2 separate regions of the Homo sapiens genome follow, and region 2 is linked to region 1. A link is a contact called in ENCODE Hi-C or POLR2A ChIA-PET data. All regions are on one chromosome and are shown on one strand. Each heading gives the region's core, a stretch centred on a gene start or an enhancer-like site at or near the end of the contact. The rest is flanking DNA. Distances are from core to core; before and after follow the strand shown. Region 1 overlaps ZNF385D (zinc finger protein 385D). Region 2 overlaps ZNF385D (zinc finger protein 385D).

Region 1 (3,815 bases), core at 964-3,463:
TTAAAATATATATGCACTTATTTATATTGACATAAATACTTATGTTGAAATTATGTGTTTTTCAATAATAAGCTATGATTACATTACTAAACTCCTCCAAACATTCACATATAGCAGGAAATCATACAGAGCATTTTGTATAATATTAGATCCTAAGTAGTTATTTAATAAGCAACTAATTTGACATACATGGAGAATTATTCAAATCCATTTTCAAATATTTCAGTTAGAATTTGCTATGTCCACCGGGCAAGAGAGGGACTCACTATAGGAATTCAGAGGTCTATGTGATAGTAGGCATAAAAACTTTAGATCTGATCCTACTAATAAGAAGTCGAAAATAAATAACGGCATAAATGCTGAGAAATAAAAATGAAATCCTAAGGCGCCCCCCCCCCCCCCCCCCCCCCCAATGACTGAACGAATCCCCTTTGGCCAAGGAGAACCCAAAGAAACCTTGAAAACTGAGTTCCCAGCCATGAAGGGATGGGAGATCAGACACGCCTACTTATACCCCCTCCCTCACTAACAGCCATTAGCCTTTCTTCCTTATGGGCTAACCAGAAACTAGCCCTTTCAACCAAACAACTGATGCTGCTCCGTTTTAAGTTTCCACAAAAAAAATGGACCAGCATTCCTTGTGGGTAAGAGACCACCGATGGCAGAGTGCTTCTTGCTCAGTCTAGGGAGAATACGCAGTGAAGGTTTTTGTGTCCTCTGCTACCCTATTTGACATCAGAGGGCTCCAGACTTCAGCCTTGGATCATGCTAACATCGCCATTTTTTGAACACAGGTCCCACGGAGAGGCATAAAGCTCAGTTGTGCATGTACATCTTCTACTTTCATAAATATTCATGGCTCCTTTTATAGCATATTACACATGTATTTGGCCACCTCTTTCAGCATAAATTCCTGTTCCCTTCGTCCCTTCCTTGAAGTGTCTGTTTCTGGCTTCTGGTTGGAGGCTATGCTTCCCCGCCTGTCAGAATGGCCAGCCTGCAGGCTGCAAACGTTTATGAAAAATAAAGCTCTCCTTTCCAAATTTAAGAATATCATCATTCTTCAGTTAAAAAAGCAAAACTTGATTTGGCCAAAACATTGGCCATGGAGTGCTGTAGTTAATGGAATTGGCCAGCCAGGGTGGGAGTAAAGCTAGAGAATATAGATAATTTAATATATCTATTCATTAATTGGCATGGATTAGCCTTCTATCCTCTTAATTCCTTTAAAACACACAATTCTGCCAGGTATCTCTTATAATATCCAATGTATAAAATCAAAAGCCAAGCTTCTAGGAAGCAAAATATCTTACCAGAAAGAAACTGAACAACTCTAATGATTTTTAATGCACTGATACAAATAGCTTTTGAACTAAAACAACAATATGATAAAAACAAAACAAAACAACAATTTAAAAAATACACCTTACAGAATCATTTTGTCAAATTAGTTCCGAGACATAATTTGTTAAAGCCAGCTATCTTATGAGAGGTTTTTATGAAAGGAAGGTGGAAGGAAGGAAGGAAGGAAAGAAGGGTCACATTCCTTGTGAAGGAATATTCAGTATTTATCGCTGATTTTTATCCCCAGCATGGGAACATGCTGGCACTGCCTTATATTTGAAGAAGAATCCAGAAAGATATGAGTATCATATCAAATATGTTTCAAAACCCCTCAAATTTACATTCTTTAACATCTGCTGACCAAATCGGATAAATAAATATGTGTTTGTCACATTCCCTTGCATGTCTGCCTCTCAAATATTCAAGGTTGTTGGTTGGGGATAACAATGAGCAATTTTCCTGTTGGGATTTTTTACTCTTTGTCCAGGAAAATTGTATGTTTACCCATATTTCCTTAAACCTCAGTCATCCAAACTCCATCCAGTTCCCATCTCTGTCAACAGAATGATATAACTAAAAACATATTTTGACATAATATTTGAATTTAGTATGATTTGGTAACCATTTTTCTTTCGTTGTTTCTTTTTTTCTTTTCTTTTCTTTTTTTCTCCCCGCCCCTCTCCTCTGTTTTGGATTGTTGATTCACTGACTAGGTTTCAGAAAGTTGATCCAGCACTTACTATAAAGCTCCTCATTGACCTAAAGTGAACTGGCCTTAGCAGGTCAACTCAAATGTTGAAACTCAAGGTCTGATCCCATAAGGGCAAGTTGTCAGCCCTAATCCACACAGGATGGTGACTGCTGTCTCATACATCCTGCTTATGACCACAGAGAGGAATGAGGTGAGAATGGGAGTATGAGTCAGGGCAATTGGAGCTCCATTCTGGAAATACTGATTCAAAAACATTTGCCCATGTCAATGGTCAGTGATTCGATCTTTTCCCATGAAGGAAATCACATGGAAGTGATCTGGGTTTCCCCTTGTCCAAATTATTTATTCATTTTCAGTTGTGGTATTTAAATATTCCAGTAAGTCACCTCAACACACTTGGAAGGAAGCTAGGAAAGAAGCACTAATAATATTTTATCTGTCACTGTCATTAAATGCCACGACCAAAATCAAAACACTGATAATTATCCAGTTGCCAATATCCTGAATCAAGGTCTCCACTAGAAGAAAAACGGGATCTCTCACTTATTTAACTAACTTTGATGACAATTTCTGGTGCCTGAAACATACTAGAGAAAAATTATGTTAGGAGTATCAGGCAAGGAGTTTTAAATATTTAACCCCAAATATCCCTCTGTACTGCAGCCCCTTTGTCAGGTAGACAGTGAATAATTCAGGACAGGTGCCTGCTTTATAGGAAATCAAAAGATTTTGCCTGGAATATTCCTCTCAAGTTTACTGCTAGTGATATAGAATATAAAATCACAAAATTTCCCTCCAGAGGAATTTCTTAAAATTAAATTTCACACCATGAATCATAACTAATAAAAGAGGTATCATGCTGGGATGTCTAATATGGTGGCCATTGACAGTCACATGTGACTATTTTAAATTTGAATGAATTAAAATTAGTACAATAAAAAAAATTCAGTTATCAGTCACACTAGCCGCATTTCAAACGTCTGATAGCCACATGGGGCTAGAGGCTTCTGTATTGTACACTGCACATATAAAACACTTCCATTCTCACAGAAGGTGCTATTGGACATTACAGCTCCAGTGCAAAGCAATGTTCTCAAGCAGCAAATAATTTACAGATAAGATGCTTGATACAGTCTGTTTCAAAATGAATTGCTAATGGGAGAGAAACTCTTGCTTTCTCCTGGGTCCTTTGACTTTTCAGATTGAGGAGAAGAGTTTTCTCAGAGCTGAATGTGTCACTGTCAGAAGCCAGACACCGTTGGGACCATGCCAGAAAGAAATCATCGTCCATTTCTAGAGATGACCATGGCAGTCTATGAATCTTCATGTGTGAGCAATGATGATCATACTCAAAGAACAAACCAAATTTTTAAAAAGTTAATGATTAAGTAAACACTAATGAATAATGTGTGCTTTAGATAAAAATAATATCACATTTTTGAACCAAGCACGCATAAAGGAGCCAGTCATAGGGCAAAGGAGTGTTTATTAGTATCTGATAACCCTTGGAAGTACAATCACAAAGTTTTCATTTCTGCCAACAAATTGTGTCAAAATCTAGTCTCATTAATGGCAAGTGTTTAAACTAAGCTAATGTATGCAGTTAAACCTGGCTTACTACATCTGTCTCTCAGGGAAATTTTACCCATGATATCTAGGCTTTGGTCATCTCACTCTTTAAAAAGAAAAAATAATGCTAAAATCTTGTTACATGGTCTTGTTTACTCATGATCTGTACCTCTTAACTGAGACTTGCCTG
Region 2 (3,815 bases), core at 911-3,410, 33 kb after region 1:
TTGGCCAAATATGTTGTTATTTGTAGCATCTTCTCTTCTTGACCTTTGGGATTAAACTGAGCCCAGGCACTTACCTAGCAATAGCTGCTACTCCTGTATGGTCAACTCTCACCACTTTCTTCCCTACACCATACACTCTAGCACTATGCAAGTATTCCTTTAAGATCTTCGAACATGCCAAACTCCCTTCAGAATCTGTGTCTTGAGCACTGTGCTATAGGTTGATGTTGCTTTGTAGGGCCCTGCCTGTTTATGTCTTTTACCAACCACAACCACTGAAAAGAAATTGTTGTGCCCCTTTTTCATATGCTTTTCAAGTTAAAAGCAATGCTCAATCATAAAAGACAAAACACATATTTGGAAGTTAGAACAGATTACTCTAGGGTTTTTGCTCCCATGTAAGCTCCCTGAAACTGAACTTATTTTTGAGGTGACATTGCCTTGCTGCTGTAACTTAGCTAGTGGTTGGTTTGCCTACTCAGTCAGCCACCAACGTTCCTCTTTGTTCTTCAGGATTCTACTCAGGTCCTGCCAATAGCTATTGCTAAGTGCTGAATTCCAGATGAAAAGCCCTGCTTTATGTGTACTTGCAACATACTGTGTAAACCCCCTCAGAGTCCCGAGCACACATTCCTGTAGTCACTGGGTTACCTGTCTTCCCCTTGAATACCATTCTTCATTTACTATCCCTTTCCCTACCCCATGTTATTTCATAGCCTTTACCAAAATCTGATATTATTTATTTTATTTTATTTTATTTATTTATTTATTGAGACAACGTCTCGCTCTGTCACCCAGAATGGAGTGCAGTGGTGTGATCTCGGCTCACTGCAGCATCTGCCTTCCGGGTTCAAGCGATTCTTTTCCCTTAGTCACATGAGTAGCTGGGACTACAGGCATGCACCACCAGGCCCAGCTAGGATATTATTTCCTGATTCATTACCTTTTTCTCATACTAAAGTAAAAGCTGCATTAAATCATGTTTTGTTCATCACAGTATCCCCAGTACCTAGAACAGTACCTGACACATAGTAGGTCCTAAATAAATATCTATTACATGAAGGAATAAACTATATAATCTCACATTTCTCACATAGTGCTAGAAAAAGTAGATACTTAATAAGTACTTGTTATAAGCTTAACCCTAGCATCCCTCTGCAGTGGGGTGCTATGTCATATATTTCCAAGAATATGTCTCATATGGCTTGGTGGTAACCATGGTAAACTGCAGAGGCCCAAGTCATCTGTAAGGGGCAGTTGGGACTCAACTCCAGACATGTATTATCATTCAAGAATGTAGGGTTCGTGTTGCCAGATCTTCCTATGTTTGAAGAAAAGCCAAAAAGCTTGTTTTTTCCATGTTAAAATCTATTCATTTTAAAATGTAGCAATGAATTTAAATTATTATAAAATATTGTATGAACCAAATGAAATATCTGCAAGTACAATGCAGCTGGCATGCTATCAGTTTAAGAACTCTGACCCAAATCCCTGCTTAATAAAATGTACCCATAAAAGAAGGCACACTTAGTAAATATCAATACCCTGGACTAATAAGCTCTTTTAAAAACATCAGAAATATTTTCTTGGTACAGATTAAGAAAGGGCAGCAAGTTCTCCTATATTTATATTTTTAAAGAATGTTTTCTTATAGAAGTCCCAAAGAGCATGAGACAAAACTGCAAATTAGAAACAACTAATTAACTTGAAATGAGCAAAAGTGAATTCTACCGTGTTGAAAACTTATTGATCTCAATGATCCTACAGCTTTCAATTTGTGTAATGTAGTCTTCTACCTACGTGGGCATGGGAAGGCAAAGAATATGAGAGTAAGAGGACTTCCTCAAAGGTCATTTCTTAATCTCTTCATTTTACACCTGGGGAAATTAAAACTAAGAGAATAAAAGACTTGTCCATGGTCATATGATGGCAGAGCTGAAAACAAAACCTTCTCTGTGTTCCATTGCTTCTTTCCACCACCCCCAAAATCCACTTGCTCCCACATGCCTCTCCTTTGGTTCAGACTGTTTGCATTCGAGGTGGATTTTGCTGTTCCACTCACATGTTTGGATTTGGCTGTCTGGACTGTCCCTTGCTTCCTGACCCTGCAGTACCCAGTAGCTCAATTCCTGCCACTCCCACACCAAGCTCTGGTTGCCAAAGCCTCAGCCTGGGACATGTGCCCAGATGAGCTCAGTCACCAGGAAGAAAGCATGACTCGATCAATGATGGCAAAGGTGGGGGTGAGGAGTGGAAATTTACCATCCCTGTACACGACAGAACATCTGATGCACTACTTTGACTCCTCCAAGGGTCTAACTCACTCTCATATGTCTTGTCCTTAGAATAGTTACTCATTGGTTACAGGACTAATAATGACTGTAAAATTGGCTTACCTTTCTCAAAGGACAAAAACAGAACAGATTTCAATGAGGACATACAACCTTATGTGATTTCACACTGGCAAAACAAAACTCTTGTTGAGAAATTTGTCCTTATCATGCAATCAGCTTTTTTTTTTTCCTAATAGCTTGATTGAGATACAGTTCACATATCATACAAATCATCCCTTTAAAGACAATCAACTTTTGACAGCTCACGTGACATTTTTACACTGGGATCAATGAAGAACCATATATTTCTCCAAAAAAAAGTACATCTTTTGGTAAAAACTACAGTGATGCCAGGAATTAATTTTGCACAAGTTGTAGCATACTTACAATTTGAGGAGACAAAAGTGAAAATTGTAAGAGCTTTTCCTAAGTTGTAGCTGGCCCCTTAACTAGAGGCAGAAACTGGGGCTTAGGAAACATGTTCTCAAACTCATGTCTACTTTATAATGCTACCATCAGAAGTGATCAAGGACCAGGATGGTTTATTGCCATTATTAATCTTCTTAGGTAGAAAAGAGTCAGTTATAGTTAAGACCAATACCCAGAAATGCATTACTTTGCATGCACCATGTACATGAAGGCATCTGTTAAGGTAACAGAGCACCACATCACCTAACATTCCACTTCTGAGAGAGCAGCATTTAGATAGACACAAAGATAATAGATGATAGATAGATAGATAGATAGATAGATAGATAGATAGATAAATAGATTAGACAGATAAATTCTAATCACAGAGACAAATCAGGTTTAGGAAAAGGACAGATTATTTTCTTCCTCCTTCTTCAAGTAGCTGCCTCAGCCTTCATCCCTCTGTATGCGTAGATACATCTACGGGAACAATTTGAAATGCTTGATGAAGTTTAAGTTCAAAGGCTTTCAGTAGCTTACCTTTAATAAAACCCAGATGTGATTCAAATTTGAGTGGGCTTTACTTGCCAAGAATATTTGTTATTTTTTTTTAATTGAGCAAGCTGATGAAATGAATCACACTGCCAGGAGAAAAGGATGCTTAGTTAAATAGTTATTATTCTTTTTTAATAACTCCTATTTAGATTGGCTTCATTTTGTGACTTACAAATCACATCATCTTTATTAAAGGCACTTAAAATATTCAACATGAAATGATATTCAGAATGCTTGATTTACTATAAATTGTGCACAGGTGTGGGATTGTTTACAGTCCTTTGGTACAGTAGGAAGTCAAGCTTTCATTTATATTTCATGGTGCAGTAAGCACCGTTTAACTTTGAAGTGTTAGGATCATTACCAGGAGGCTTAAAATTCGAAGCAATTGTCAATGCAGATCAAATTTTAGACAGAACCCCCATCCTGATATCTCCTTTAATGACATTGTGAGTGCTTCTTTGTTAGAATCTTGAAAGGGAACGAAAGACCTCTACATATAGAAAATGTTTAAAC

The links. A loop is a pair of places that touch in the nucleus more often than their neighbours do. ChIA-PET counts read pairs that join two places held with the same protein, here RNA polymerase II (POLR2A). Pooled maps may share reads with other maps.
Region 2: a map of ascending aorta shows a loop between it and region 1 (7-fold over the local background). The contact joins two enhancer-like sites. A Hi-C loop is called at or near these places in 3 of 168 maps with a recorded cell type or tissue (aorta, ascending aorta and sciatic nerve) and 4 of 50 pooled maps. POLR2A ChIA-PET finds 5 or more read pairs at or near these places in 4 of 52 experiments (GM12878, OCI-LY7, PC-3 and 1 more).

The regions. Positions count from the first base shown.
Region 1 is chr3:21,670,263-21,674,077 of GRCh38, forward strand. The region is part of intron 1 of ZNF385D (zinc finger protein 385D); the gene reads right to left. Among named protein-coding and RNA genes, the nearest start is that of ZNF385D, 79 kb to the right of the region's middle. Within about 2 kb of position 2,214, at least 5 of the 41 ENCODE cell types and tissues checked have a DNase peak (open chromatin) inside an H3K27ac peak, as active enhancers do; they include PC-3, where a contact is called at or near this core.
Region 2 is chr3:21,703,756-21,707,570 of GRCh38, forward strand. The region is part of intron 1 of ZNF385D (zinc finger protein 385D); the gene reads right to left. Among named protein-coding and RNA genes, the nearest start is that of ZNF385D, 46 kb to the right of the region's middle. Within about 2 kb of position 2,161, at least 9 of the 41 ENCODE cell types and tissues checked have a DNase peak (open chromatin) inside an H3K27ac peak, as active enhancers do; they include PC-3, where a contact is called at or near this core.